Linked DNA regions of Homo sapiens: regions 2, 3, 4, 5, 6 and 7 are each linked to region 1. Evidence: chromatin loops called from intact Hi-C (ENCODE). Cell type or tissue: HCT116. All regions are shown on one strand. Each heading gives the region's core, and the rest is flanking DNA. Links, peaks and the distances in the headings are about the cores only.

The links. Hi-C counts contacts between places; a loop is a spot of excess contacts. Peaks named below come from ENCODE experiments on the same cell type or tissue, not always from the same donor. Only the 100,000 strongest peaks of a DNase experiment are listed, where the experiment ranks them.
Region 2: it touches region 1 in a loop (4-fold over the local background); 32 of 110 quality-filtered maps call a loop at or near these places.
Region 3: it touches region 1 in a loop (8-fold over the local background); 4 of 110 quality-filtered maps call a loop at or near these places.
Region 4: a loop joins it to region 1, with 4 times the contacts of the local background. A loop is called at or near these places in 3 of 110 quality-filtered maps.
Region 5: it touches region 1 in a loop (4-fold over the local background); 13 of 110 quality-filtered maps call a loop at or near these places.
Region 6: a loop joins it to region 1, with 19 times the contacts of the local background. A loop is called at or near these places in 40 of 110 quality-filtered maps.
Region 7: it touches region 1 in a loop (6-fold over the local background); 11 of 110 quality-filtered maps call a loop at or near these places.

Annotation. Positions count from the first base shown.
Region 1 is chr12:65,600,101-65,604,657 of GRCh38, reverse strand. All of the region lies in intron 1 of MSRB3-AS1 (MSRB3 antisense RNA 1), which reads left to right. It overlaps LINC02454 (long intergenic non-protein coding RNA 2454), which reads right to left and starts at 1,789. Exons shown (of 3, transcript NR_146529.1): 1 at 1,677-1,789. In HCT116, for the core only: a CTCF peak has its summit at 1,995 (motif pointing left); DNase peaks (open chromatin) are centred at 557, 967, 1,577 and 1,947; H3K4me3 peaks cover 1,947 bases; H3K27ac peaks cover 3,605 bases.
Region 2 is chr12:66,085,127-66,089,683 of GRCh38, reverse strand. No RefSeq gene overlaps it. Among named protein-coding and RNA genes, the nearest start is that of LLPH, 43 kb to the left of the region's middle. In HCT116, for the core only: a CTCF peak has its summit at 2,119 (motif pointing right); a DNase peak (open chromatin) is centred at 2,113.
Region 3 is chr12:65,534,562-65,539,118 of GRCh38, reverse strand. All of the region lies in intron 2 of MSRB3-AS1 (MSRB3 antisense RNA 1), which reads left to right. Among named protein-coding and RNA genes, the nearest start is that of LINC02454, 66 kb to the left of the region's middle. RefSeq lists an enhancer at 1,639-2,838. In HCT116, for the core only: no CTCF peak of the experiment used is centred there; a DNase peak (open chromatin) is centred at 1,978; H3K27ac peaks cover 4,000 bases.
Region 4 is chr12:65,941,817-65,946,373 of GRCh38, reverse strand. All of the region lies in intron 3 of HMGA2 (high mobility group AT-hook 2), which reads right to left. HMGA2-AS2 (HMGA2 antisense RNA 2) reads left to right here. Exons shown (of 4, transcript NR_199060.1): 3 at 3,681-3,736. Among named protein-coding and RNA genes, the nearest start is that of HMGA2-AS2, 4.6 kb to the left of the region's middle. In HCT116, for the core only: a CTCF peak has its summit at 2,438 (motif pointing left); no DNase peak of the experiment used is centred there; H3K27ac peaks cover 4,000 bases.
Region 5 is chr12:65,693,552-65,698,108 of GRCh38, reverse strand. No RefSeq gene overlaps it. Among named protein-coding and RNA genes, the nearest start is that of MSRB3-AS1, 53 kb to the right of the region's middle. In HCT116, for the core only: no CTCF peak of the experiment used is centred there; DNase peaks (open chromatin) are centred at 2,408 and 2,877; H3K4me3 peaks cover 1,036 bases; H3K27ac peaks cover 3,559 bases.
Region 6 is chr12:65,981,890-65,986,446 of GRCh38, reverse strand. No RefSeq gene overlaps it. Among named protein-coding and RNA genes, the nearest start is that of HMGA2-AS2, 35 kb to the right of the region's middle. RefSeq lists silencers at 2,504-2,798, 2,375-2,946. In HCT116, for the core only: a CTCF peak has its summit at 2,603 (motif pointing right); a DNase peak (open chromatin) is centred at 2,646.
Region 7 is chr12:65,312,067-65,316,623 of GRCh38, reverse strand. The region is part of intron 2 of MSRB3 (methionine sulfoxide reductase B3); the gene reads right to left. Among named protein-coding and RNA genes, the nearest start is that of MSRB3, 36 kb to the right of the region's middle. In HCT116, for the core only: a CTCF peak has its summit at 2,708 (motif pointing left); a DNase peak (open chromatin) is centred at 2,713; H3K27ac peaks cover 4,000 bases.

The sequences.
Region 1 (4,557 bases), core at 385-4,384:
GACAAACAAAATCATTCATAAGGTTGGCAGGTTTGTGCAAATGATTTCACAAGGGTAAATCATTTTCAGGTTACATAGGACAGATGTGTGCAGTGTATGTGAGAATGTTTGGAAAATATTTTGGATGCTTTTCAAAGGCATACACTACATGTGGAATTAACTGAAATTGGTTTCTTTAATTATTTCTTTCTTACCCACACAATAATGATGGGTTCCTACTTACAGGGTGATGTGACATTTATATGCCTAGAAGTTTCCTTTCCTTTTGACCATTTTTTAAAAGATGCAATATTTTTCCTTCAACATTAGAAGTTGGGTCCCCTGTAAGGCCTTATACAAGAGAATGAGAGTTGAAGAAATACATTTATGGTGGATAGGCTGTTTGAAACTCATTTTAGCTAAAACAGAAAAACTGCAGCTTGTGGAGTGGCAAGGGCCCAGAATTGGCCAGAAGTCATGAATTTTGGCTCTAACTCCTGAATTGAGTGGCTTTGAGCAAGTCACTTACCTCAGAGCCTCATTATTTTTATCTACACAATCAGGGGTTTGGCATCTATGACTTGAAATTCCTTTCCAGCACTATGTTTTGTTTCTGTGGTTGGTAACAATGTAAGAATTTTGGGGGACGCATTCTTCCAAACTCTTGTTTTTCCACTCACATCATTTCAGTAGAGAGCTGACTGCCAATATCACAATAACTTTTTTTTCGATTCATATCAACTTTAAAATGTGTTTTTAAAAATGGCAAGTTAGGTGTCTGTGAATAACAACTGATATTTTCCAGAATTTTTCCTTCCTTCCTTCCTTCCTTCTTTCCCTTCCTCCTTCCCTCCCTTCCTCCCTCCCTCCCTCCCTTCCTTCTTTGAAAGCCTTTTAAGAGGTGAACACAACAGTTTTGGCTTGGGACACAGCTCTGCGGGTCAGGATCTAACAAAGGGAAATCCCCGATGTGCTGGAACCTTACAGCTCCAGGAACCGGCTGTTTATGAAAGCTGAAGTACCGCTAGAGTGAGCAAAGAAGCCACTTGTGATTCCAGCCAATTGTCCCCAGTCCAGACCATTCAGAGGAAAGAGTTCTGCCGGTCTTCTGCATCCAGTTGCCAAAACCCAGGAGGTGCAGCACCTGCTTAGGAAAGCCATAGTGCATGGGGAAATGACCGCTGAGGGGGCCACACTTTCCCTTTTGCATTGGCAAAACTGTTGCTTTCTTACCTTTTAATACTCTTTCTCCGGATTTTGAGAATCCGACTATTTAAAGATTGCTTTCATACATTTAGTTTCTGCCCCACCCCACTACAGCCCCCTTAGGTTTCTTAACTTTTAAGACTTATGATAAATGAGGGTGGGACTGGGTGGGGAATGGGGTAGATGGGAGGGCTGGGAGGACTGGGAGAGTTGGAGTGGGGGATGGAAGATAAGGGTAGGGTGGAGCAGGAAGGGAAGGGTGGAGACGAAGGAATGAAAAAATGAATAACCCAGTGAAGCAAATGAATGGAGCAGCAGCCAAATAAGCAAACAAAACAAACATTTATTGACCGTCTGTCACTTGCTAGGTGTTGTGATAGACAGCAGGCAAATAGCTATGAGCCATGCAGCCAGGTCCTTGCCTTGTGAAATTTACAGTCCAAAGTGGGCGGATATCAAACAAATAATTAAGCAAATACTTTAATACTTACAACTGTGACACAATTGCCATGAAGAAATATAAGGGGCCCTCGCCCTAGTCCAGGAGGTGAGGAGGACGATGTTCAAGCTGGATTATTTCCATGCCATTTTCCAAATTGAAATCTCAAAGTAAATTATATTGCAATATGATGTATGTTTTTTCCAAGTGAAACCCAAGCACACATCCTGCTCTGCCCCACCCTCCGCCCCCACACGGGAAGCTCTCGGGATCAGCCTGGGTGTTCTGTGGTTCTGACGCCATCCTGAGAGCTCCACTGCCACACTCCTTCCCCTGCCTCCTAAATTCGATGTGGAGCGCCACCTAGAGTTTGGCTGACACATTCCCATAACCATAGGGTACAAGGATACTTTGAAATCTAGGATATTTGCTAAGTTTTGAAAATTGAATAAATAAATAATCCATTGGAAAAAATGAATAGCGAGTGAATGAGCAAAGCAGCAGGCAAATATACAAACAGGACAAACACTTTCATTCACTGTCATTGTCATCCAGCGTGAATTCAAAAGACTCCAAGTTTTCTAAAAAGAATGGCTTTCTCTAGGAGCTTTCCAAGATTTGTTTTGCAAAGCTGCCAAGGAGAATACTAGACAATGAATCGGAAGTAGCAAGTCTCACGGTGATATCCAAAGTGTTTTTCATCCAAACCTCAGAGCAAGAAGGTTCCAGGAAGATGCCTAAGTCAAATTAAGATGTTAAGTCAAATTTACCTCGTTCTAATAACTACCCAATAATTTATTGAACAGTCTATATTACTGAAATACCTATGGCATTAAGATAGAACCAACTGTTGTGATTTATGGAGTAGGCTAACATTGCAGCTGTTAAGGAAATGAAAAAATGTATGGGATCTGTCATTTTTAAATCACCTTTAAACAAGATATCCAGCTCTGTAACCACATTCCAATTAGTCTTACAAGAAAAGCCAAGCACAGTTACATTTCAAAAATGTTATCGCATATATAAAGAAGGAACTTATCTTTCTCTCTTACATTAGCCCTACTTTTCTCTACCAAAAACTTGCCCCAGAGAAAAACATATTCAGGTAAAGAAAAGTCATATCCATCCCCTCCATTCATTAATTTCATTTAACCAACATTTGTCGATCACCTCCGGTGGTACTACAGAGATGTTGGGATATCCTGCTTCATGATCTAGTTGGAGTAGATAGCAGATGCCAAGAAAGTGGACATGACAAAACTATGCTATTTCTAAATGCTATCTAGAAATAAGGAGAAGCACAAGGTGTCAAGGGCACTGCTGAGAGGCTCCTGACCAATTTGGAGCAGTCGGACAAGGCGTCTCCTGGATTACAGTGCTGTGTCTTCAAGTATCAACTTCCCGGAAGGCTAAGTTAAACAAAAGAAACTTACAAACCCAGAATGGTGAAGATATCACTTCTACTGAAAACTTTTCCATCTGAGATACAGTGATCTGGGCCAAAAGAACATAATGAAAATGAATAATTCTGAAATATAAGATCCAGGAGTATTGAAACGATTTTGATCTTGTCTGTCCTGTAGTGCTATCACTCTCCATATTGTCCAGCATATAATAGGTATTCAATAAAGATTTGTTGAAAGCTGGACAAATGCTGAACAGAAACCCCAATATGCATAGTAAAAAAACAAATCAGTCGATGTATATTTCAGTCATCTGTAGTTTAGTGACAGATGGTTTATCCACATGTTTTCTGAAAAGCCTTCAATGGTTATTTTATACTCCACCAAATTTCAGTGCTTCTGCCTATTTTTAAGTTGCCTACCTCAACCCAGTTCCTTTCTGTGTCTCCAAATGTGTTTCCTCCTACTCTTCAACATGAACTGCCTTTGCCATTCATGTTGGTTTGTTTATGGTCCCACCAACACTATGTGCATTCCTATTTGCAAAAATCCACTGTTTTGATTTCCCTCACCTAGCTGCATCCTCCTCTCCTCTTCTCCTCCATCCTTTCTCCAGATCTATGGAAATTCTCCCCATTCTTCAAGAACCATCTTGAGCTCACATTGCTTTCTCTGACTAATCCATTCTCTCTCAAATTCATATAAACTCTACAGTTTATGCCATATTAATGAACCTTCATTACATAACCCTCTTACATCATTCATTTTTATGTATGTTAGTCTTATTTTATTAACTAAACCCTAAACTCCTAAAAGGTTATGGTTCATGCCTTATTCTTCATCTATATCAAATACCCACTTGGCTGGCAAAGAGATTCTGAAATGAGGCAGTGGTGGAAGATAAGAGTGGAAGAAAAACTGGGTCTAAATCATGGAAAACCTTGAATGCTGTATCAAAAGATTGTCATTAGCCTTAAGGCAGAAATAAGATTGTGTTCCTCCACCATGTCAGTCAGAAGAAAGGAAAGCCTTTCCAAGAAACGTCCTTCTCCATAGTTACTTCACCATTATTGGTCAAGTACCAATCACTAGTTATAAAGACAAAGTATGGAGAAGGAAAAATTTAGTAAATACCTTCTCTGAGTTTTCAGCATCTTGATTTCCATGTTTCATAGAGTTTTCTGAAAGTGACTGTGTGTGTTAGGTAAGTAGTTAACTGAATATTCTGCACTTAATTTCTCCAGTCTCCATTATTTCAAAAGATTGGGTCTGCTGGTCTTCATGAGATTTCAAAGATCTTTGTTCCACCCAAGGTATGGAGAGAGTTGACAGGGCTGGTGATTCTGCTCTTGACAGAAATGGGCAGAGCAAGTGTCTAGGTCATTTGGGAGAAGTGATAAAATAATTAAAAATAAAATTAAATAATGGGCTAATAGAATTGTTTGTTTAATGAAGTCTTCTCTAGGGAGGCAAAAATTTCAGTAAGAACTTAATTAAAAAGAAAATTTTAAAACTTCATAGGTAAATGCT
Region 2 (4,557 bases), core at 350-4,349, 490 kb before region 1:
TGAAGACATATCATTTTCTGAAAGTCTTCTTAGTCCAGATTTCTTAGGCAGAAAAACCGCCATCTTGTTTTGGATAATGAAACCTCCGTCTACCATACTGACATGTGAAGTATTAGTTGGTTTGTAGCAGTGTTTTCATCATCATCAAATCTTTCGGGACACATCCATTTTTTTCTATGTCTCTTTTCTGTGCCAACTGAAGTGAGACTGGCTCTTTAAGATAAAACAATGTTTGTGAACAACCTTTATTTTTTAAATCACTTATGCTTGTAGAATGTGTTGTTTAAAATTCTCTTTGGGGTCCAGGACTTTATGCTGTATGCTCTTGGAAACACCACGGTCTTTTCCAAGTTTCTATTCTTATTTCTCAGGGAGAGAGACTAATTGTTAAAATGATCAGTATGCTTCTGATATTGTTGCATAAGTCATGTGAATAGGGGCCCTGCTATGTTGCCCAATCTGCCCTCGAAATCCTGGGCTCAAGTGATCCTCCAGCCTCGGCCTCCCAAGTATCTGGGAAGACAGGCGCATGCCACTGTGCTGGGCTCATGTGAATATTTTTAAGGACATACAAATAAACCTGTGTTTGATGTAAAGGGTGAAGACATTATCTTTGATTCCCAATTTCTACCAATTTTTTTTTTTTTACATAAGCTTTTTTTAGCCACCTCAGGCAATCACAGCATTTCAAAGGGGCTAGCTTGATACTTGGTTGAAGAGGGACTCTATCCTCCTCTGAATCTTGGATTCTAGCCTCAACATACACATCAGGTTTGGAATTTAATTTAATTCTTGGAAAATGGTTTCTTCATAAATTTTTTTTAATAAAAAAGAGATTTTAGAAGTATGATCAGGTGGTCTCCACACAGAGACATACAGGACACTTCCTGATTTGTGGACAACCCCCTTGGGTAAAACGGCCATGATTGCTCAGTCCCCAGCTTCAACAACAACTGGGGCAGCTCTGAAACCCTCTGGCTGTGGCCGAGGTGGACTCACCTTCAAAAGCGTCAAGGCCGGTGGGAGCTCTGAACTCAGAGCAGCTCCACAGGGGGCTGGGCAGGATGATAAATGGATTCGTTATTGTTGTGTGGAATGTCCACAAGAACCCTTTTGCACCTGAGACACAGAAAACATTAAAGGGGCCGGGCGGCACAAGCTTGGCTTCTGAAAGATAAAATACCATAAAATGAGCATGCAGTCATTGGGCAGATCATGAAGGAGGAAGGCATTGGACCTGCTCTCCAGGAAGGGACCTCAAGAGAGAACTTGCCAAAAAATCTCTTGGGAAGGTGCACATCTTCTGCAGCCTGCAGTAACCTCCTGGCTTCTGCAGGGCAGAAAGGAGGCCTCTTTTTTCAGAGAGATGGCTGTGTTGGCACCAACACACAACCCCTTCCCTCGTTTCTCATGGGCATCACTTTACTGGGAATGCTGTATGCTCCCAGGATGGTATTTCCATGAAGACATAGTTGGCCAGTCGTGCTCCCTATCCTCAACCTGATACTCAGACAGTCCCAGACAGAGCAAGGCATCGGGTTGCAGTTACACAGCAATCTGATGTGACAGGGCAGTACGCAGCTCAGGCCTCGTGTCATTAGAAACATCGCTGTTCAACGAGGCTCGGTGGCTCACGCCTGTAATCCCAGCACTTTGGGAGGCTGAGGCGGGTGGATCACCTGAGGTCAGGAATTCAAGACCAGCCTGGCCAACATGGTGAAACCCGGTCTCTACTAAAAATACAAAAATTAGCCAGGCATGGTGGCACACGCCTGTAATCCCAACTACTCAGGAGGCTGAGGCAGGATAATCGCTTGAACCCAGGAGGCGGAGGTTGTCATGAGCAGAGATCACGCCATTGCACTCCAGCCTGGGGGACAGAGCAAGATTCTGTCAAAAAAAAAAAAAAAAAAAAGAAGAAAGAAAGATCGCTGTTCAAAAACAAAATGCCTTCTCATTCTAATAAAACTCAACAATCTGGATGTCCTTCTCTGAAAAAGGAAATCAACACAGATGGCATTATCTTAAAATTGGGCCACCATTGAAGCTGTGGATCAGTGGCAACATGGAGTTTGGTTCCTACCGAAAACAAAACTGTCCCAATCCAGAGTCGGCCAGTAGATGGCACCCTGAGCATCTGACATAAAATCTAAGGCTGAGAATATTTATCTTCACCAAAGCGCTTCTCAAAACATTAAGCAAAACTTTGACTGAAACGCAACCGTATTTGGACAAGCAGGTTTATTTTACTTTAGTGCTGTGTTATTAGAAACATACATATGTGTGTGTATATATTTTACTATCAAACCCTAAAGTTATGGAAAATATCCTTGATGGTTAGGATGGACTGTAAACTTTTACAGTATTATTTGCAGGCAGATTTTTCAATTTCTTATTTAAGCCAGCTTTTTCTTAATATGAGGTTTAGTGGTTATGTGTCATACCAATGCTCAGGAAAACTCAGGAGAATATTTTTGGTTATCTAAATACCCCTGTGAAAGAAACGCACTCATAGGAAGAAAGAGAAATGCAGTGCGATACTTTGTGTGTTTTTAAAGAACAACTGAAATAAATGTTTCTATTTTGCTATATGCATCTATGTGGAATTATGTACACAAACACGTACAGCAAGATCAAGATGAGAAGATATATGGATATAGTTTAGTATAGGAATGCCACTCTATCTCAGATTCCAGCCCACACTCAAACCTAAAGGTTTTAGAGTAGGGAATAACTCTTAGAATTTAGTGATAGATATAGTATTTGGAAGATAAGCAATCCTTTAACCAAAAAAAACCATTGCCTTGAGTGGAAAGTCTGAACAAAACCTTCCACTGTCTCTGTGTGGATATTTTCTCACTGGGTAAGTGGTCAAAGAAGATGTGGTGGAGTACAAACAAAAACTAAAGGACAGATTGGAAGATCAGAGACTCAAGTTGCATGACAAAACTATTTGAGACTGAAGCAAAACTGAGGACCAATAATCAGAAGAACATTAAGGAGAGACATGAAGCAAAATTGGGGACCAATAATCAGAAGAATATTAATGAGAGATAGCAAAGTTCCAGAGGTACACATAAGAGGAGAAACTGGGAACACTCAAGACTCAAAACTAAAGGCACACACAACTTGTGGGCAGAACAAGATGAGCTTCCTGGGATGAATGTGTTTTGCTTGTAATTTTGCTCCCTTTGAAGGTGCAAGGGCTCCCTCAAGGATGCCTCTTTGCCCTTCTCAAGGGCACTCTTTCTTTTTGTATGCAGCGACTGACAGACTTACTGATCTCTTTGTAATCACAAATATTGACTCCCATTATTTATTCAGAGTTTATTTCATTGCTAGCTTTGACACTTGACACAGAGTTATATCTTGCAGATGGTGAAATAAATACTCATTCTTTGAGGTAACTGGATATCAAAGGGAAGTAGAAGTCCTCGGAATGTCCAGAGAGGGTGAGCAGGTGTTGGGTGTCTGTGGGAATTTCAATTATTTGAGTTGCAAGTTGGTTTGGGAAACTCCTTCAAGAAGTTGAGTGGCAGGTAAGGACAGGCTGGTGAAATCCTGGTCAACAGATTTCACCCAAGTCCTGTTGTTAGCAGCGATGGAGTCTCTAGTGTCAGTAGGAGTGCTGACCTATGGGGGAAAGTGCCCTTGTATATGGCATTGGGACACAGATTCAAATGTCCTCAGCTTTAGGAGTCTGTATCATCCTTTCCTGGGGCAGCCATGTTTTCATGAGCTCATTGGCCTTCCTGGCGCACAAGGATGAAAATAGTAAAAAGGAGGCCAAAAACAAAGCCATATTGACCTCAGTTGAATTCCAAAAATGAGGAGAAAGAAGTGTTAAAGTTTGCCAAATGGAAACAGAAACTAGTCTGTGGGAAAAGCAGTTTTATTTTCAGACTTCCAAATAGATCTTTCAAATGGCAAACCATAAAAACTAAATATGAACACTATTGAGGAATTGCCTGAAATACACAAAAAGGGCCCACGCCATTGTTCCAGCAAACAGTTAATCATGAGACCAATATATTGCTGTAGTGTCCCCAGGAATGTTTAAGACTTTTAAAAGGAGAAAGCACAGGGAGAAAAATATGCCTAATGGCTGCTAAATGACAAAAACAAGCTAAGTCTGATTCTCCCCACCTCACAGGGGAGTTAAAAGTATTGGAAAGCCTGGGAGTTTCCTCAGTTCATTCAACAAGGAATATTATTGTCTAGTGCTATCTTGTATTCAAGCTGGTTTTGAGTTGTTGCTCCCATACGTCCTGTGTGATTTTCAGCAAGTTGCTTAACCTCTCTGAGCCTTAGTTTGACAACTGTATCTATCTTAAAGATTAAGGCATGTTAGTAATGAACATAGAAATATTATTAATATTACTAAATATTTATTGAATGCCTACTATATTCTAAACACAGCTCACTTTTTAAAAAGTCCATAAGTATTTACATCCTAGATGCTGATTCAGGGCTTTGTATCATAGGGAAGTTATTTTCCTCAAAGGCTGAGAAAACCAATATGCCAGAGTTAATTTGTAGGGTCCACTAATGACAGGT
Region 3 (4,557 bases), core at 165-4,164, 65 kb after region 1:
TTCAATTGGTGGGGCCCAACTTCCCCAAACTCAGCAATAGATGCCCTACAAATGAAGAGGCATGCAAGGCCTACATGAAAATGCAAATCCACTTCTTTTTTTATACTGGTATACTGAATTTGGGAGATTTTTTAAAGTGTTTAGTGTGTTATACTAAAGCCCTCCCTCTTTATTTGAAGACCTTGGAGTATGGAGCAGTTGGAATTTAGAAACCATGACCTTTGCCTATAGGGTTGAGATTAGAGAAGAATGACCCCTCAGTTCTTCCCATTGTAAGCAACCCTAAAAAAGCAAAGTCCTGCCAATTCAATCACAATGTATTGCTATTACTACTATGAGTGTTTCTGCTCTCACCAGACTCTGAATACCTCAAGAGTGGGAGATTGGTCTTGCCAATCAGAGAAGCTCCAGGGCTAGCCTAGTGCCTGGCACATGGTGAGTACCCAATAAATTTATGTTTTTGAGTGAGAGTGAATGAATGAAGCCCCCAGGTCAATGTGCTTATCGTTATCTCAGAAAAAAAAAATTATTTCCTCTCCTCTTTAGTAACCTTCTGCCCTGTGTAGCTTGGGCTAGTTCAGGACTTGGTTCATATAGATCTGTGCTTTCCAATATGGTAGCCACATTTGGCTATTTATACTTAAATTAATTAAAATTAAATAAAACTTCAGTTCCTCATCACACTAAACACAGTTTAAGAGCTAATAGCCACATGTAACTAATGGCTACCTGTATCCAACAGCATAGCTATAGAACATTTCCATTATTGCAAAAAGTTCTATTAGATAGGGCTAGTAAGACTCCTAACTGAGACCCCTGGAGCTCTTCACCCATCTCTGACTCTACTAGTTATTAATTGTATGACTGGGTGAATCACTCAACTTCACATGTGCGAGCTGTTCCCTCTGCCTGAAGCACTCTTCCTGCCTGTGGTATCCTAGTTAATTACTTCTCATCTTTTAAGTCTCAGCCCAATCATTATATCCCCAACTAGGTCAAGGCCTTTCATAGTACCTTGTCCAATTCCTTGTCAAGGTTGACATTTTATGTATTTTTATGTGACTACTTGATTAATATCTGTCTCTCAGATCAAATTGTTAAGTTTGGAAGGACAGGAGCATGTCTGGTTTTGTCCAGCATTGTATCTCCAATGCCTAGCAGAGTAAGTGGCATGTAGTGAGGGCACAATATTTATTGTACAAATCAATGAATAAGCCATCAGTGTCTTTGCCACAGCCACTGCAAGTGATTGGTGCTCTGCTGGACTGATACTCAGCTGAGACACTCAGGTAAGGTCACATATTTTTCACAGGATCGTCCTTTCAATTGCTCTCAATGTTCATTACCTTTCCTTTTTGCTTATGTTAAATATTCCTAACAGCACTCCTGCTGGTTCACCAGCACGGTTAAGACTTTCAAAGTGAATAAATTGACCGTGCCAGTTGAACATTCACAAAGTTGGAGATGAGCACAGCATTCCATTTAGGCTTTGAAACAGACACTATTAACCTTTGTATCTAGAAGCCACTCATCCAAACTCTTCATCAAGTCAGAAACCTGACACTGATATCCTGAATGGTTTTCTGGAAACTCCCTACTTCCAGGGTTTAACATCCAGCCCCACTCTCAGGATTATATATGGGAAGTTAGAAAACATATACGTCAATGCTCAAAAATTCTATTAATAGCCACATTTCTTCCAAGTGCCCCAGAGGTTTGCAACTGTCTGAGCAATCCTGAACATCATCCTAAGTCTCTTGTTTTAGTGGAAACTACAGGAAATGGGGGTAGTTCCAGCTGAATGTCCCCTCAAGTGTTCAGGTCTGCACATACCACAACCGCTGAGTACAGGCAGACCAAAACAGCAACAGAAAGGTCCGCCCACTTGAGCTCCTGTGAGCCTTCACGTCTGAGTTCATGTGGCTCTCACTCAGAAGCGGAAGTGGAAAACCAAATAAAGTCAACTCCATGGAGGTCCTGGGGACTTAACACTGAGCAGCCACACGAATACCAGAGTGATGCATCATGATTCATGTTATTACAATAAATGCCTAAGAAAGAAATAAGGATTTGGCACTTAGTATAAAGCATTGGCAAGACAGCTCAAAGTTTTCTGCCTGTTGTAAAGCATAGCCTGGGACATTTTCTTTCATTGAGCAATATGCATTAGCAATGTTATCTAGGGTAGTAAAGGAGTTACTCATAAAGCTTTATTAAGTGATGTCAAGACTCCTTCCTCCCTGCGTTCTTTTCTTCTCTGGGACAGGCTATAGAAAAGACATTAAGTTTTTATTTTCATTTTTTTCCCAGTGTGTCTATGCCAGCCTGATATTAGAGGATGAAACACATACCTAAAGGATTAACAATCTAGAAATCACCTTTCCCAAAGTGATTCACATTGGGAAAGAAGTGCTGAAAAGCAAAACAGGTACCCTCTTGACTTAATACTGTTCATATTAACAGAATAGGCTCTGTAAAATACAGAAACAAGTCACGTCAGAGAGCATTCTTTACAGCAACATTTAGGGAATAATGGGGAAAAAACGAACTCCAGCTAGTTCTCTAGGTCTTCATGAGCAATGGAAAGGGTGTGATGCCTCACCAGGAAAGGGTTTTTTTTTACTTAGAAAAACAAAATAATTAAACTTTCATCTCCACGGTGGCTCAGCCAGCTGGTGGTGGCCCAGCAAACACATCCATGCTGGTGCATTTATGATGGACATATCATTGCTGCCAAATCAACTGTGTGATGACTTGTGTCACTCTTCAAGGCAGCTGACATACATAGGGAAGGTGTAGGCTATTTATCTTATACACAGAGTGAACACCTCCCTTGTGGATGGCCTGATGGGGTGTATTCTTGGTTTAGAATCAAAGACTTGAAAGGGACCTTGGGAAAAATTCATCTTCTTTTCTCCCTTCTAATGTGAGAGTTGCCTAGACAGCATCTCCCACAGTTTTGCCGATCTACATTCTCAATCAACATGAGTCAGAGGAGAGATCAAGGAGAAGAGGAACATATTTGGAGGGCAATGGCTGTCCACTGCAAAGAAAGGCCTTCCACCTTCTCTCCCCAGGGTTCCCCACTTCCTCATGGTCTTGCCTGCTTCTAGGTTTTTGCATGTGCGGTTCTTTCTACTTAAGACCCACTCCACCTCCAATTCATCAACATCCTTGCCTGGCTAATTCCTACTTTCCTTGTAGGCCATCCCTTCTGCCAAGAAGCCCTCTCTGACTTGGCAAGATTAGTTCAGGTGCTGCCACTCCTCTGACTCTTCCCACTAGGGTGACCAACTGTCTGTTTGCTTGGGACAGAAAGACTTCCTGGAATGTGGGCTTTTAGTGTTAAAATCAAGATAGTCCTGGACAAATCAGAACAGTCACCCCACCTCCCGTGTTCCCTGTGCTTACCTTCCTCAGACTTAGCATCTTCTATTGTCACTGCCAGTTTGCTTTTAGAACTTTAGACTGTCAGTTCTCTGAGGGCAAGGATGGTGCCATTCATCTCTGTAATCCTGCTAGCAAAGGTCTGACACATGAACAAGTAACCAAAAGCCACAACTGCAATAGCTCCTCAGTGCTAGATGAATGAATGAATGAATGAATGAATGAATGAATGAATGTAAAATCCACATCTTTTTCCAAGAGGTCTCTCATTCCTGCTTCTTGCCTTTGCAGTCCTTCCTTAAATGCAGGCATGGCTCCTAAGATGTGCTGTGGTACCTCCCCAGCCAGCACCCAGAACAGCTCATGTGCGCTTGCCAGAGGCTCCTACATATAAATAAGGCACTCTTCTTCCCTACTCCCAGCCATCATTTACCCGTAGTTACTAGCATAAAACTAAGGCCTAGGAAACATTTTTATTATTGCTCATTTCTTTGGCTACCATTAATTGAGAGTGTATGTGTCAAGGACTATGCTAGGTCCTGTCATTCATTTTTAGATACAATACACCATTTTCCAGATAAGGACTCTGTAGCTCAGAGAGTTAAACAACTTGCTCAAGGTCCCAGTGTAATAGAAGATATGGTTACAGGTGACCGGGGCTAGAACCCAAGCCGAAACTTGACTCTGAGCTTATGCTTTTAGCCACTACCCTCTACCGCCAGATGCTTCCTGTAGCTCTGTGGGGAGTCAGTCCAGGGAAGACTTTTCTGTCCAGTCCACAGCACGGTAAATTGAGGCAAGGGAAACACAGGGCCTGTTTCTTCGTCCCTTGTCCATTACCTAGACTGTGCCTGGCCCCTTTTGGTTGAAAGGAAGCATGGTTCAGAAGAGTGTACCACTGAACTTCAGGGAAGCCTGACGCAGAGGTCTTTTGAGAGAACTGAATAAACAGCTGATAAAACAGGAAGGCTCTCAACCCTTTTATCTGATGATAACTTCGAAGCTGCGATGGAGCAAGGGTAGTCCTTCTGACCAAGGTAGCAAAGCCAGACAGTGGCACCGACAGGCCTGCAGCCCTAATCCCCTGACTTCCTGCCCATGTTTTCTCCCCACTTTCTACCCCCATTCTACGACTATAAAAAACACACAAGGCTCTCTTTACCACATTCC
Region 4 (4,557 bases), core at 217-4,216, 340 kb before region 1:
GCAGAATTTTAATATAATTAGATCCTTTGCTTCTTGCCAGGCAGTAGTAGGTGATTTTGCCCACTTTGTTTTAAAATCATATGATTTTGTTTTAAAATCATATGACCATTGTTCAACCAATAGGTACTTCTGTGCCATAGCATAATCTTTTTTCATGTAGATTGTTTTCCATTCTCATAGCAATATAGTATAAGACAGATCTTCTAGCTATTTACTAATAAAGAATGTAAAAACCCTAATTTCTATAAAAATTCCTCAATGAGAGTTACATTTTGGGGGCCTTTCACACCTCACAAAATAGCATCTCACAGGATCATCTGTTATTTAAAATTTTAAGTTAAATATGGTGTCATATTAAAAATGTTTACGCAAAAGATATTTGTTTTTCAACTTCCAAAAGAGTCCTTTAGATGTAAGCCAGCTCATTGAACTAGTGAGGTTTATGATCATGTTTGTATCCACACAAGTGTAGCCAGTTTTATCTGCCTGAACTGACAGATGAATATATCCCTACCATATAGACAACATTTCAATAAATACATAGACCTATTACTTAATCACTTCACTGATTTCTAGACAAAATTGACCGGTTATTTATAGAAAAAATGTTCCAAAATATTGAATAAGTAGACACAGCTCAAATTCTAGACAAGTAATCATCCAATCTCTCTGCAAACACTCCAAATGGCCATGAACCATCAAGGCCAGCAGCAGCCTCGACTTGTGTGGTTGGGCACATTGATGGGAGTGGCTTTTGACTTGTGGTGTGAACAATATCCTTCTTCACCCTTTGTCCAAAGTTATTTAAAGGTTCAAAACACAACCTTTCTCTCTGTATAGAACATTCACCGAGATCCACTTTCATTTATGTGCTGTGAAATATGCTCTTATCCTCAGAAATTTCACAGTGCTGTCCTGAATATATTTTCTTTGAATTTGACATTTACCTGGCTGAAGGAGGATGACCATTATCAAGAATTTGCCTTTCACGAAATTATGTGATCGACATACTTGTTCATGGCCCTCCGGATTTAGTTTTAAAACTTCAATATTCCAGAATGTCAAGATTTGTGTTTGGGTCACTTTTCAAAAAATGAACTTCAGGCTTTGGAGGCTTTGAATCATTTTTTTTTTTTTTAAAGCATAAGAACCTCCCCCACACCTTTTATGTTAGATCTTATGTGGAACCCTACAACAGAAAGCAGACAAAATGGTATTTCTGAGACTCATTCACGTGGCCTCCACTCCAATCCATCTCTGCCCTCCCAGGATGCCCCTGAGGCCCCTCAACGAAAAACTGGAGCTCCAGGGGAGGTTAAGTAAAAAAAAAAAAATCTTAGGGCTAAGCATGTTGGCACATGCTTTTAGTCCCAGCTACTTGGGAGACTGAGGCAAGAGGACTCGAGTCCAGAAGTTCGAGGCTGCAGTGTGCTATGATCGCACCTGTGAGTAGTCACTGCATTCCAATATGGGCAACATAGCAAGACTCTGACTCTTAAAAAACAAAAATCTCTGATTTCTAGATGCAAACCCTCCTGCAGACCTGTATCACCAGGATAGGTGGAGGCAGAGCGTCTTCATAGCATTCACCCCGTGTGACTCATACTATCAGGTTGAGCTAGCTGAACTGGCATTTTTGTAGGTCAGAACCAATCAATTATCAGCAATTTCATATGGTTTAATCCCATACAATCAAGATAAGGTCTTTCTAATTCAGTAAGGTAATTTTTGTGACTTGTCATTAGGCTGTATTAGGCAACAGATTTTTGTACCTTCTGCGTAGCTTTTTGTACCTTCTGAGATCCTGTACTCAATTTTTCTGCTCACTCCTCTCCAGCCTGGATCCTTCCCCTTACACTTATTTTACCAAAGACTGCCAGATTGTGGTGAAAAGAGGGATTGGCCTATACCAGGTGTGGTGTTCCAGTTTCTTGCTTATGCTGTGGTTGTTCTTCCAGAGCACCAGGACTGTCTTTGTGGCCATCTGGCTAGATTCTCATACCCACTCCAAATCCACCTGAACTCTACCTCTTCATTGAAACTGGATGACTGAAATAATTTGTACATAACACATCTCTGTGGCTATCCAAGGAAGGTCTAGAATGAAAACTGTCACTTTGAATTAAATTTAAAATTAATGGTCAACTCAGGTATTGATCAGATATAGGGGAGTTCAGTTTGAGGTATTCTACAATAGTAAGTGATCAAAAAGTTTTAATGTACCTAAGGAATGTATTTTGATAATTAGATAGGAATATGATATATCTGAAGTTTGAAGGATTTATTTCAGATCAAATGTTGATGCAACATTGTGAGGATGAGACTCAGCTACAGCTAGCTATACAAATCACACCTCTAGGTACCACTTTTCTGGGGTTGAAAGCTTTTCTGTTTTAGTGCTTCCTAAGTTGGGAATGAACCTGCCCCCTAGTGATGGGAGGCTTTGGTAAAGAGGAGAAACCATCTACCAGGAGTAGCTAGTCAGGGTTTTCTCTGAACCTAGAAAAAGCCTAGGTTAGGTCTTAACTTCCATTCATTGTGCCTCCTGTGTGCATTTAGAGATGACTGTGAAATGTGTGTACACATGTAGCTATGGGTGGTTACAATTCAACAGTAACATCTGGCCCTTATGGTGCAAAGGAGATTTTGTAGTTCTCTGTACAAAGTCTCCTAAGAAGCGATAAATCTATGGGGGAGTTTTGGCAAAATCTCTGGAATTTCTGCTTGGTATTGTGGAAGAGGGGAAGTGTTCTTTATTTTCTATTCTACTTGGCTTTGCGCTTAGACTTTAATGCAAAAGACAAAAGTAAGCATCATTTCAAAAGTATTTATTGGATTATTATAGCAAAGTGCCCTCACTGCTGCTGGCCTTGTTTCATCTGCTCAAGGATGAGAATAGCCACAAGCTGCTCTAGTTAGTGTTGATTAACATCAGACTGCGTATGTGTGGCAATGAGCCATAGCAGCTCTCATGAGAACAGACTGGGGGGCTGATACTTTGGAGTTTTTGCCTTCCCTCTGGTGCCTTTCAGACACCTTTGGAATGGAGTGAAAAGATCAATGGGAAGCCCTTTAAAAATCACAGTGTCATGATTAGTTTCAAAATGTATCCTTCTGGATTCTGACCTGATGAAGTGGTTCATTGGCTCATCGAATACTAATTGATATTTGAACTATATGACAGGCAGGAACTGGGTGTAGAAAACAAAGAAGAAATCTTTCAAGAAGCCTAGAGTCTAATGGGGGAGACAAATGAAAAACAGATATTAGAGTACAATGTACAATTTTAGATTAATATTTTTTTCCTACAATGTTTTCTTAAGTGCGGGGAGGCGTGCTCATCAAATATGGAAAAGATAAATGTATGAAAGAAGAGATGACTATTTTCTTTATAATAGGGAAAATGAAAAAGTAGAGATAAGGTCACTGAAAAAAAATTCCAGAAGAAATTTGAAGACGAAGTAGAAGAAAAGTATCACTTTTTCCCTATCACAAAGAAATACATTAAGAAAATTTCTTTGCCTTCACTTTGGAAAGTTAAAGATTACAGTTAAGCTTAACAAATTAGAAAGCAAAAGATGTGGTTTGGGGATAGTGTTGTCAAACCATGGTTAGTGTTAAGGGGATGCTCCGGTGTGCTCCCGAGTTATAGCAGTTTAATAGGCATTTTTGTTTTACAGGAGATGGTTGTGCTCTGAGGAACATAAAGCAGTCTGAAGTAAACAGTCGCACACAGGTGGGGTAAAGGAATACACAGTCTCAGAAGTTGACTTTTCATCTCATTTTTTATGATTCTCTAAGATTTTAGGGGAAAAATCCACCCTTAGTCAAAAAGTGGAGTGAAAATTGTGAGATTAATGTTACTTCATAGAAAATAATGAATGTTTCAGTCCTATTTCCTTATGCTACAAGTTTTCAAAAAAGGAACGCTATACATATATATGTATACACACACACACATATATACATATTTTTTAAGGCCCAAATTATTTATTCTATATGTATTTCTTTTTCTCTGTGTATGACCATTCACAAAGCTAGGTCACTTTGCATATGCACATGTGCTTAAGAGCCAGCACAGGAAAATGAATAAATATTTGAACTGCCATGCTGCTGGGTTTTCACAAATCAAACATGTATGCACAGATGCTATAGCCTAAGTTCAAACTTTAGCTAATGTTAACTCCAGCCAAATAAAGACTAATTAATGCTCAATATTAGATGAAAAGGAGGCATCTATGAAATAATGGAAATGAAATTAGATGCTATTGGAGATTACCAAGAATTAATATCCAAATTTGTTGTTAATACTCCAATCACGTTGGCAATATACTTGAAAGTCCCTTTAAGATATGCATCTTCTTGACATTTGGCCAATTATTCAGATAGAGATTATATGAAATCGGATCAGGACTTGAACTAGATACACACAATTTGACATGTAACATGTATATCTTTTCTTGTATGCTTGCCCATAAGCTTACAGAAAAATATGATTTTTAAAACAGTTCTTAGTACTTTCATTCTGACTAAAGAGATTTAGAATCAATACTCAGA
Region 5 (4,557 bases), core at 254-4,253, 94 kb before region 1:
GCTAATTTTTTTATTTAGTAGAGACGGGGTTTCACCATGTTGGCCAGGCTGGTCTCGAACTCCTGACCTCAAGTGATTCCCCTGCCTTGGCCTTTCAAAGTGCTGGGATTACAAGTGTGAGCCACCACGCCCGGCCTGGATATAAACATTTTTTTTCAAATTTTAATACATTAAAGCCTTTCGAGAAAGGTTGCATCCTTTCATTGAATAAGAGAATATCTTTCTCATCTATGCCTCATAGGCATTATGTTTAATTTTGCTTGCTTGATAGTCAGTACCTTTTATTTTAATTTTGCTTTAATTAGTCCTTTTAGATTACTAATGAAATTGACCTTTATTATTCCTTAATAATTTGTATTATGATTTTTCATAAAATATTAATTTGTGGTATTTATTTCTTATTATGTTTTTACACATATTAAGTGTAAAACTTATTAAGTTTTTACACTGATTATGAATCAACTACATCTTCCATTGATCTCTTTCTAATCTTGTATTAATGTCATATTATTTTAATTATCACAGCTTTATGTTTGAGTACAGTTTTAAAAGCCTTAAGTCAGCCGGGCGCAGTGGATCACGCCTGTAATCCCAGCACGTTGGGAGGCCGAGGCGGGCGGATCACAAGGTCAGGAGATCTAGACCATCCTGGCTAACATGGTGAAACCCTGTCTCTACTAAAAATACAAAAAAATTAGCCGGGTGTGGTTGCGGGCGCCTGTAGTCCCAGCTACTCAGGAGGCTGAGGCAGGAGGATGGCGTGAACCCGGGAGGTGGAGCTTGCAGTGAGCCGAGATCGTGCCACTGCACTCCAGCCTGGGCGTCAGAGTGAGACTCTGTCTCAAAAAAAAAAAAAAAAACCTTAAATCACTGAGTGCTCAAAAATAGCAAGGCATCATAGGATTCTGGGGAGAAAGCATCAAGAGAAAAAAGAATTAGTGACACCAACACAAAGATAAAATGTTGGGAAGCCTCAATAAACTTCTCCATGGCTTGCATAAACCTGGAAGTAAGATTTGAAAACCTTCTTAAATCCATTATGGATCACGATAGAGAAAGAAAGACAGATGGAGAGAAAGATAGTTTTTTCTCTATGTCCTGATCAGCTATAATGACCAGATGCCAGATGACAAGTGGATCCCATTGTATATACATTCATTGTGATTTTTTATTCACCTGCAAATCTGATCATGTCACTGCTGTTTGGAACTTTTCAGTCATCTACCATTAGATGAAGAGTAAAATCTAAATGTGATTTACAAAGCACTGAATGACTTGGATCCTGCTTGTCTATCTAGTCTTGTCTCCCTCCAAGCCTCTGCCCAGGAGAGGAGAGGACCTGGATTTCCCTTGGTCTCCATGCCCACCCCTGCTCTAGTGCCTCTGTAGCTCTGGCTGCGGCCTCACTCACCCTTTTTCCATTCTCTTGATTTTTTTTGTCCAACAAATCCCCATAGTCCTTCAAGTTTCAGTTCAAATAGAAACTTCTTAATCAAGTCATCCCAGGCTCTCCTAGGTGTTCTGTTTCATACTGTCTACATCCCTCCATCATAGACAGCAATTGTTTCATTTCAAGTGTGTGTACTCCAGAGAGGGAAGGACCAGGTTGTTTCATCTTTGAATCTCTGGCATCTAGCATGGTTCCTGGCACAGAGTCAATGATTAATAAAAGGTTTATAAATAAATAATGAGGCAAGAATTAGATCTCAGATGCAATGTAACATGTATAACCACATTTTCCCCTGCCCTGAGGAATACTCCAGGGTTAGAAAGCAAACACAACATGGCAAACATTTCCCAATATAATCTTTTACTTTCTTTTCATTTGTTCTTTGCTACTGCAAGAAGGGCATATTTGAAGATTTTTCTTCACCTATCTTCACACATCTTATTGATGTGAAATAATCATAAAGCTCTTTTTGTAGAGGAAGTATATGGCTGGGATAAACATGGCAAATCCAAAGAAGACCAGAGATATATCCCTGAACAAGCACCACAATCATCCAAAAAAGAGAACTCTCACAAATCCACCCATTCATCAAAAACACAAGTAAGACAAAAACTATCAGTACTCTCTAACCACAGAACTAAATTATAAACTTCCAGCTGCCAAGCATCACTTCAGATAATCCTCTTCTTTCTGGCCTTTCTGAAGCTTTTACACACATCTCAATTTTCGTGCTAAAAAATAAGGTATATCTGAAGTCTATAGCTGAGTATCAACCCCCACTGGCCTCAAAGTCCAGTGGTTCTGGGGAGAATCCCTGGGAAGTGGGCTAGACAGGAAGCAGAGCTACCTCTCACTTCCACAAGTTGTAATAGCCTTCTAGATCATGTCTGTGGTCAATGACTGGCCAGAACTGGCCAGCCTCCAACAGGCTTGTTTAGACTACTTGATGAGTTGACACAAGGAACGACTCTTTCCAGTGCTATTAGTGTCTGAACATTAACAAGCAATAGTGTTCAGTGAGACTATTAAAGAGAAAAGGCATTTTAATCTTTGTTTTGGAAGTGAGCCCTCCAAACAAACCCGTGGTGAGGGAGCCCTTGTGAGCCAGTTTCTGGATGGCAGCAGAGGATGGCAGGGCTTGGGCTGAGTCATCATAGGGATACTCTGCTCATAGCCAGAATAACTGGGAGGGACAGCAGGGAAGGGACACCCCCATTCCATACCCTTAGAGAAAGAAAATGCTAAGTACACCATGTGATGAATTTTCAGCACTCTGTCAGCAATACTATACATTTAAATTCCAAGCAAATGGTTTGCAAAGGACTCCCTTACCATCACTAACTGCAAAGTAAACAAATCTCAAGGAGAGAGGGTTTCTCACCTTACAAAACGTCCATTGGAATTTAGAGACTGCAGGATGGTCTGGCAGAATTTAGAATTATGGTTCTGGGAACTGGTGCGGTTCCCAGGTATGTCACTCTGTCAATGACAATCTCAATGGAAAGTGTAGAGACAGTGGCAAGAATGTGACATATGAGGCTGGATCTGTCATCAAGAGTGACCATTCCAAGCCAAAACAAAGGCAAGTGGTTCACACACAAAGAAGAAATGTGTGTTCATCATTGTTTCTCTTCTCTTGTTTTGTTTTGTTTTTGTCAACAAACATGAAAACAGATAATCATAAAACTTACAGTTTAGAAAGTTCTTAGAAATCTTTTGCTCAAAGATCCATCTCTTTTACATATTATTAAGTTGTGGTTGGGGGTGGGCGGCAGATAATGAAGGCTCCAATTGTAGTTTTCAACATATAGCAATAACTGTCTAAGTTTTTTCCCTGAGGAGTTATAAACCAGACTGAGGAAAGTTAAATCTCTCAGCATTCATGAGCATGAATCAAGAATAGTTGGTAGGGCCAACTTACCAAATCAAGTACATACTGAGTTTATGGAGTATGCAACAGTGTTTATTGTTAATCATTCTTCTGCACTGTTTGCAAAAAGCAAGAAATTTTTGAATGTTCCACAAAATCTGTTTTCTTCTAACTATTCAGCTAACTGGGTCCATCATTAATTTGATTTACATAGCAGAGGCTGAAATGAAAAGCAAAGTTTTAAGTACAGTCTATCACCCACATTTAATAAAAATGTTTTAAAATGGGAGTGAGTGACAAATAAGTAAAACTATCATATATTCAAGTTAAAGAGGAAGGGAAATTGGACCTGCCTGTCCTTTCATCCTCCCCATCTACTACTGAGAACGATATAAATAGTGGATTGTGAAAGCCCAAATAGTAATCTTATAGAGATTTCTGATCTTGGAGAACAAAAAAGAGGAAGAAATGGTTGCATCCTCAATTATATTAGTGATTACAACTGGCGACGGCAAGCCTGTTGCAAATATTTCTATTTTGACATTAGGAATAATAGAAGAGATACCTGGTGTCTGTTTTTCTATTTTCAAGATAAGGAAGTGGATATGTGATGACTTAAGGTTATCAAAAAGGTAGTCATAACTGCTTTTTGCTTTACTTATCTGTATTTCTCAGGCATTCAGATTTTAGAAAGTTGGCAATTATTAGTGTAATTACCTCTATCTTATTCCCAGTTTAAAACTAGAACTTCAAGCCACCAGCCTGCTATTTAAGTCATGTGTTTATCACTGTGGTAGGTTGAATAATAACCCCCAACAAGTGACCTGGGTCTTGATCCCTGGAACCTGTGAAAGTTACCTTGTATGATAAAAAGAACTTTGCAGATGGGATTAAGTTTAGTTTCTTGAGATGGGGAGGTTATCCTGGATTATCCTGATGGGCCCTAAATGAAATCACAAATATTCTTTTAAAAGGGAGATTTGGCTGGGGGCAGTGGTTCACATCTGTAATCCCAGTCCTTTGGGAGGCCGAGGTGGGTGGATCTTCTGAGGTCAGGAGTTTGAGACCAGCCTGGCCAACATGGTAAAACGCTGTCTCTACTAAAAATACAAAAAATATACCAAAAATTAGCCTGGCGTGGTGGTGCATGCCTGTAATTCCAGCTGCTAGGGAGGCTGAGGCAGAAGAATTGATTGAACCTGGGAGGCGGAGTTTGCAGTGATCTAAGATTGTGCCA
Region 6 (4,557 bases), core at 161-4,160, 380 kb before region 1:
AGAACCTGAAAACGGGATCTTCTGAAAATATCAGGGAAAGACTGCCCTTGCCATTTACACTACAACAAGACTTTGGACACTTGAACTTTGGGTTCATAATGTCACAACTGAGAAGGGTCCCTCCACACTCTTGGAACTGTACACCCGCTGGAATCCTTAAGGTAAAGCTAACCAGGAAAGTTTCTCTCCAGAAGATGGCATCCTTGATGTGAGCAGCTTTTCCCGAGATCATGGATCAAGACTTCTCTACTCTCATGAGACTCTTATCTTTGAATTTTTTCTCCTTGTTTATGTGTCTATGAACAATAGAAATGAAAAGGGGGTCTGTTGTGTGCACTTATGGGTTATGCTTTTATTTGTGAAGGGTTTTGCAACCAGCCGTATACATGGATAACCTTATACTTTGATAGATAAAAAAATGAAGGCCTGGCTGGGGCAATGGCTCACGCCTGTAATCCCAGCAGTTTGGGGGCCAAGGTGGGTAAATCACAAGGTCAGGGGATCAAGACCATCCTGGCCAACATGGTGAAACTCCATCTCTACTAAAAATACAAAAATTAGCTGGGCGTGGTGGTGCACCTGTAGTCCCAGCTACTTGGGAGGCTGAGGCAGGAGAATCACTTGAACCCGGGAGGCAGAGGCTGCAGTGAGCCAAGATTGCACCAGTGCACTCCAGCCTGGGCAACAGAGTAAGACTGTATCTCAAAAAAAAAAGAAAAAAAAAGTCCTAATGTAGATAAGAAACTTTAGTTGTACATATGTTGCCTCATAATCACTCAAAAACAGAACATTGGTTCACTCTTCTTAACCCACATCATGGGTTAAAGAGAACATTGCCAGGAGGCCTTCACTCTTCAAGAGAGGCATCATTTGTTAGGTTCTTTTTTCATGGCTTGGAATAAAACAGACAATGATTAGAAATGTATCCCTCATGACAGGCTCTGTAGCAGATTCTACTATAAAGGCTATGGTTACACAACAGACTTAAATTCTCTTCTGAAAGTTATGCTAAATAATAGAATTGCTCTAGATTATTTAGTGGCTGAACAGAAAAGTATCTGTGCAGCTGCTGGCCCTCGTGGCCTATGGAGAAATACATCAAATGTAGATTATAGAGATTCACTTGTAGGGGATTAACGAAGAGACTGCTTAGTTAAGTGAGTAGACTCTTTGTCTAGCTCATTCTCTAATCTATTTGATTTTAGGTGGTTTGGTTTGTGGGGACCCTAGTAAGGAGCATACTCCAAATTCTTGGTATTATCCTCCCCAAAGTCATAATAACAGTCTCCCTGGCATACTGTATTCTCTCGAAGGTTTTAAATGTTTGCATGCAGCCATCTCTAGAATGTCAAATGGTCTGTCTTCACTGCAATGACAAGAGCTGAAAGAAGTGTTCAACCGTAAGGACACTGTAACCTATGAATGACATGCTGAGACTGGAAACCCAAAATGATGGTAACTGAGTGTGGCACTAAGACCCTAAGTTTTGGTCACACTCTCACCTAAGTGAGAACCTGACGCAAAAAGGGAGATTTTTTAAAGCAAAATTACAGGAGGCCATTGTTTTGGACTGAGTTCATGCACTAGGCCCCAGCAGACCAAAGCAAACAAAAATGGAGTCGCTCATGCTACATGTGATATAATCAAACTAAGATTTTAAGCAAACACATACATCTTAGAATAGACCAGGTTTCATTTTTCTCCTGTAAACAGAATATTCCAGCAAAAGGAGGTAACTTGTACTCAAGCCCTTGTTCCTACCTTTGCAAAACTCACTGTTCTACTGTTTCCTAGTGGGTTTCAAGACCAAATAAGTACATTTACAATGGTGATAGTGACATCAATGACTAATGTTTTGGTTAATGCCTCAAAATTGAGAAAAATGACCAAAAGTGGGGATTTGTTAAAGCAAACTAAATATTGCCTGAGAAGGACTCTGTACTTCTTTATTTAAGTCCTTGTGGGTGAACTGCAACCTAACTTAATAGGCCGACAAGATTGAAAACCTAACTTAGGAATATGCCCTGAAACTATAGCTGAGACTTGGCCAATCCCAGCAGCCATACTTCAACCACTTGTACACTGCTGAGTGTTCAAACTGTGTTCAAATAAGGCAAACAGCAATCTGTAACCAATCCAGCAGTTTCTGTACCTCACCTCTGATTTCTGTACATCACTTCCTTTTTTTTTCTCTATATATTTGTTCTGACCATAGGCATTCCTGGAGTATCTGTGAATCTGCTGTGATCTTGGGGGCTGCCCGATTCATGAATTGCTCATTGCTCAATTAGACTCCTTTAAATTTAATTCAGCGGAAGTTTTTGTTTTAACATAGGTAGTCAATAAATAGGTCTTAAATTCATGAAAGAAGACTGCCATGGTTGTATACATGGATTCATCCCTCATGAATTTGGTAATTGGCTTGGTTTATATACATATTACTAAACAGAAATGGATTGAAGTCTTTACTTTGGGGCTAGTTCTTGTTTTTCCAGAAATTGCCAATTAAGATAGAAATACAGACAAAGAAGGAAAATAGGTTAGCCCTTAATCATCCATTAAAATAGCATCAGGAAAAAAAAAGATCAGTTCCCATATTGACCAGAAGAGGGCAGAGTCCCAGTGGTAATGTGACATAGGACAGGTGTTTGATGCTGCAGGAAGGTTTCAGAACATATGACACTGCCTAGGGAAGGTAAGCATAAGTGTCAAAGATAGCCACGTGGAAGAAAGAGAAAGAAATAATCTCCAGGAGGGGATGGGATAGGAGATCTTAATAAATCTTAATAAATTCTATTTCCTTTACTGAAATTCATCTTCCTTCCTCAAACATTATTGAGCACCTACTATGTGTCGGGCAATGTGCCTGGGACTCACAATACAGAGACAGATATACTTCATGTGGTGTCTGCCCCAGGAGCTTACATACTAGTAAGGGTTACAGAAAATTTTTTTTTTCCTTATGTGTTAGACTTCTTTTTTCTTTTCTTTTTTTTTTTTTTTTTGCCACATTTTCTTTAAATATATATATATATATATATATATATATATATATATATATATATATATATATATATATTTTTAAATTATACTTTAAGTTTTAGGGTACATGTGCACAACGTGCAAGTTTGTTACGTATGTATACATGTGCCATGTTGGTGTGCTGCACCCATTAAATTGTCATTTAACATTAGGTATATCTCCTAATGCTATCCCTCCCCACTCCCCCCACCCCACAACAGGCCCCGGTAGGTGATGTTCCCCTTCCTGTGTCCATGTGTTCTCATTGTTCAATTCCCACCTATGAGTGAGAACATACAGTGTTTGGTTTTTTGTCCTTGCAATAGTTTGCTCAGAATGATGGTTTCCAGCTTCATCCATGTCCCTGCAAAGGACATGAACTCATCCTTTTTTATGGCTGCATAGTATTCCATGGTGTATATGTGCCACATTTTCTTAATCCAGTCTATCATTGATGGACAGTTGGGTTGGTTCCAAGTCTTTGCTATTGTGAATAGTGCTGCAAGAAACATATGTGTGCTGTGTCTTTATAGCAGCATGATTTATAATCCTTTGGGTATATACCCAGTAATGGGATGGCTGGGTCAAATGGTATTTCTAGTTCTAGATCCTTGAGGAATTGCCACACTGTCTTCCACAATGGTTGAACTAGTTTACAGTCCCACCAACAGTGTAAAATTGTTCCTGTTTCTCCACATCCTTTCCAGCACCTGTTGTTTCCTGACTTTTTAATGATTGCCATTCTAACTGGTGTGAGGTGATATCTCATTGTGGTTTTGATTTGCATGTCTCTGATGGCCAGTGATGATGAGCATTTTTTCATGTGTCTGTTGGCTGCATAAATGTCTTCTTTTGAGAAGTGTCTGTTCATATCCTTTGCCCACTTTTTGATGGGGTTGTTTGTTTCTTTCTTGTAAATTTGTTTGAGTTCTTTGTAGATTCTGGATATTAGCCCTTTGTCAGATGAGTACATTGCAAAAATTTTCTCCCATTCTGTAGGTTGCCTGTTCACTCTGATGGTAGTTTCTTTTGCTGTGCAGAAGCTCTTTAGTTTAATTAGATCCAATTGGTCAATTTTGGCTTTGGTTGTCTTTGCTTTTGGTGTTTTAGACACAAAGTCCTTGCCCATGCCTATGTCCTGAATGGTATTGCCTAGGTTTTCTTCTAGGGTTTTTATTGTTTTAGGCCTAACATTTAAGTCTTTAATCCATCCTGAATTAATTTTTGTATAAGGTGTGAGGAAGGGATCCAGTTTTAGCTTTCTATATATGGCTAGCTAGTTTTCCCAGCACCATTTGTTAAAAAGGGAATCCTTTCCCCATTGCTTGTTTTTGTCAAGTTTGTCAAAGATCAGATGGTTGTAGATATGTGGTATTATTTCTGAGGGCCCTGTTCTGTTCCATTGGTCCATATCTCTGTTTTGGTACCAGCACCATGCTGTTTTGGTTACCTTGTAGTGTAGTTTGAAGTCAGGTAGCGTGATGCCTCCAGCTTTGTTCTTTTGGCTTAGGATTCTCTTGGCAATGCAGGCTCTTT
Region 7 (4,557 bases), core at 420-4,419, 290 kb after region 1:
CATTATTTTGATATATAAGATGATGTTACTTATTCACAAGCATTCATTCATCCAACAAATATTTATTGAACACCTATTATGTGATAGACACAACTGTAGTTGCTGAATTGTAACAGTGAACTAAACAGACAAAAATTTCTACCTTTCTGGAGCTTGCTTTGCAGGAACCAAGGACTTTCCATAACTGAAACAGATTTTGCCTGATCAAACCCATGACATTTCCCAGACTTTTTGGCGTCCTCCCTTCCACCCCCATCTTTTTTTCCCCAATTTCTTCTCCCTTACAACAAGGCACTTAAATTGCACAGAACAAACTTTTGGAAAATGTCAGCTAATATGTAATATAATATAATATAATACAATAACCCTCACCTGAAGGTCATATCTTTTATAAAAGATTTGACAAGAATGTTACAAAATTCTCAGTTTACAGATGCAGAATAGGAATAAAAGGTACAAAACAAAGATTCCTGGGGCCAGAAAGCAAGTTGGTGGTAGAAACAAACTAGTAAATACAGATCAGTGTCTAATCTCTTTCTTCATCAATACCAATAATATGATGAGAAGCTCTGAAATTTGCTGTGAGATTATCTAAAATTTGCAGAAGGAAGATTAAAACATTAATCAAGTGGAATATAATATAAACAGTTTTATCTTTCTGCGCTAACATGTATTTCTGCAACAAAACAAAATCCTACAAAGCTATAGTTACAGGATTCTGAATTTTCTTTGCTTGCCTCAAATTCAAATACTCTAGTGATAAAAATTAACATTCCATTCCTTCCTTGCAACTATGTGGCTCAATATAATAAATACATCTAGTACTGAAAGAAATGCTTATCATAAAAGTTAATACATAAATTTAAACTCTATAAAAGTATATCTCTTATTAACCATCTAAATAACTGATATCTTTTGTCATTTCATGGGTTTTTTTTTTTTTTTTTTTTGAGATGGAGACAGAGTCTCACCCTGTAGCCCAGGCTGGAGTGCAATCATACGATCCCGGCTCACTGCAACCTCTGCCTCCTGGGCTTAAGCGATTCTCCTGCTTCAGCCTCCTGGGTAGCTGGGATTACAGGCGCACCACCAGGCCCGGCTAATTATTGTATTTTTAGTAGAGACAGGGTTTCACTATGTTGGCCAGGCTGGTCTCAAACTCCTGGCCTCAAGTGATCTGCCCACCTCGGCCTCTCAAAGTGCCTGGATTACAGGTACGACCACCGCGCCAGGCCTCATGGTGTATTTTTTATAACACGCATTTTTAAATTACTAATACAAGCGTAAATATACTAAATGTTTTAAAAAATAAAAATATATAGGAAATTGAAATAAATGAAATAAGGATTTAAAATTTTCAAGTAAATCGTTGATTTCAAATGCAAAGGCACAAAAGGTAATTTCAGATAATTTATCGTTGCATCTTAATACAATCTATTTTAAAGAATGTTAAATTACAGTATACCTAGCAGAAGCAGTTATGAGAAATTCAATCTCTAAATAAAATGTTTAGGATGAAATTGTAAACTAGGAAAGGATGATAGTAAAAATTCATCAAATATCTACCCACAATATTACTGAATCTGTGAGCTGTCATTCATGGCTCATTCCTTCATTAAACTTGTGTTTGTTGAGAGCAAGAGTTAGCTCATTTTAATAAATCCTTCTACAATCTGTCACATAACATTATTGTGAATATGTTTAGATAAATAAGCATCTAATTGCCTATATGATTCCTCCAAAGTGCATATTGTCTAGATATTCTAACCCTGTAGAATTATCATTTGTTTTCAGAATTTATGTTTTACACACTGTACAGTCATTGTTAACTAATGAATTTCTCAAACAAAACTAAGATTTAATTGTTTTTTTCATGCCTATTTAAACTCTCTTGTTACTAGGTGTTATGTATTTTATAATTCTTAAGGTATATAAAGAATTTATTCCATATTTACCAGAAAATCAAGAGAATCCACACTTAACAAACCATATGCCCAACATCTTATTCATACAGTCTTATTGTTGTATAACAATTTAGCCTTAACTAATATCCATTGTCACAGATAATTAAAAGTTCATCTGGTAATTAGATGCTGCACAGCAACTTTTCAACATTAACTAAAACTTTATTATATTATAGGGCTACTAAAACAGTTTGTTTTAGAAAAATATAGCTGCATCAGAGTACTCATTTAATCAACATTTTAAATATAATTTTTCTTAGTTTTCTAAAATATTTTCATTCATGCAAAAATCGATTCATGCTTAACAGTCAACATGCTAAACTAATAACATTTTCAAGATTCTATAAAAATTCAAAACACAGCAAAACAAAATGTGAAATTTTCTTTAATTCTTGGGTGGTCTGCTGAAGAAAATTTAGCTGCATATAAAACTATAAATGACTGTTAAATCAGCTATTTGGATACAAGATAATTTATGAAAACTTGTTTCAGTTTATAGAAAGTCTACACATGAAAGACAATTTCAATGAGATGGCCAAGCATAAGGGAGTCAGAATCTTATTGAAAATGGAAAAAGGTTTTGTGCTCTACAAATATTGTTTGAACATAATATAAGCAGAAAAATTTGTGGATTATAAATCCATATGTTCTTAACTGGCTATTCCTTATATACTTTTGTTTAAGTTTTCACAATGCACCTATGTGCTAATATCAATAATCATTCATGCTATGAAAGAATGTAAACCTAGTGCCATCTACTGGAAAAAGTGGATACCATTTAATCAACTAATTGCAAATTATTTTGTGAATTACGGGTTGAAATTTGTATGTCCTTTTTTCTATTTCTTTAAAAAAAATCCTCTCCTCGGCATTTTAATATAATCAAAGAAATTAGGTAAGATAAAGTTAGGTCAGATGTTGGGTAAGAATGGTGAAACTGGAGAACTGAGGGCATTAATCTGAACACAAGGGAGAGAATTCCTTTAGGGACACCAATACAGAAATCAGAAACACGGTGTTCTGATCCGAGTTTTAGATTGGGTTCATGTGCATCTTTTAGAACAGAGGTCCTGAATATGTGGTCAAAGAACCCCCTTTGAAGAGTTTCAGAAGACTTAACAAAAAATTTCTTGAAATTATATGAAAACATGTGTAGATGCATATATGTCTTTTCTGGAAAAGAAGGTCATAACTTTTATCAAAGCACTATGTAGGTTGTCCATATTTTTCATGACCCAAAAAAGATTCTGAAGAACTAATATAGAAAGTCAATGCATTCAGTAAGTGAACAGCACACTGACGATTCTGATTATCTTTTAAGTACATCAGTTCTATTAATGAACTATTGCCAGCTCAAATTGAATAAGTACTTGTTACTGATGGATGTGGCTTTAATGTGTATCTGTAGTATTTCCTCTTTACAAATGGAGACTTTAAAGCACAACAAACAATAATTTGCTGCAAAGAAGTGATCAAAAGGGCCAGAGTTCTTAAGTCTTATGCTAAGTATACTACGTACTTATTCACCGCCTCAAACAGTTTACTACCAAAACTCAAAACTGTTTGCAAGAAAAGGTAAAAGCAATTCTGGATAACATGCATTGAATCTGTTGCCACTTTTGTTTTTTGTTTAGCTACAATGTGATTTATACCTATGACATCCCCTGTATTGTATTAATGCAATAAAGTGAGAAAAAATTGTCAGACAATAAATTCAAAAGTAAACCAAACTATGAACTTCACTTTTAATCTTCCCATATAAAGGAGTTTCAAATAAATTTGTACTCTCTTACAGCTATGACTTCACCTACACATAAACATTCCAAATGTTTACTGATTCATTTAACATATATTTATTAAGTGCCAGGCACTGTGTTAAGCTCTGGAGCCATAAGCCGCTGATTCATGGAGTTCTAGTTATACAGATGATAATCAATGACTTTCTAACACCATTTGCAAAATATCTCTAAGACTTCTAATTGCTACATTAGAAAACTATGATATATTTATAAGCTACAGCCATGTGACTCTTCAATTCATGGAAACTATTAAATATGCCAATAATGTCAAATAAGAATCACAACCACAAATTATATGTATGAGGGTAGAAAAAAAGTATAATTTATCACTCTAATTAGTACTATTTAGACAAATTTTATTTATTTCACCCTCACTTGGCTGAAAGCTATCATGATATCTAGTCTAAGCTACAATTACACTTAATTTTTATCTAGCATTAAAACTATGTATAAAATTGGGCTTCCTGATTCCTCCTCAGATAATGCTTCAGTCTTGATTAAGAGGCAAGGAATTCTAATGTTCAAACATGGAAACTGTGTCCTCCCACCACAACTCAGCAGACTTCTCTGTATAAGTTCCCAGCATTAGTTAGTACTGAGTTTTAAGATCTGATTAACCTAAAGTCAAAAGTAAAAACAAGTGACAGTTAATAAAATCACAGAATTTAAGAACTAAATATACTATCTAATTTTAATTCCTCATAAAGATGAAGAGACTGTGATCAGGAGAAGTTTATTGATTTGTTCAAGGTCACGCAAGTTAAGGACAGAGCTTTGGTTAGAGTTTTCTAACT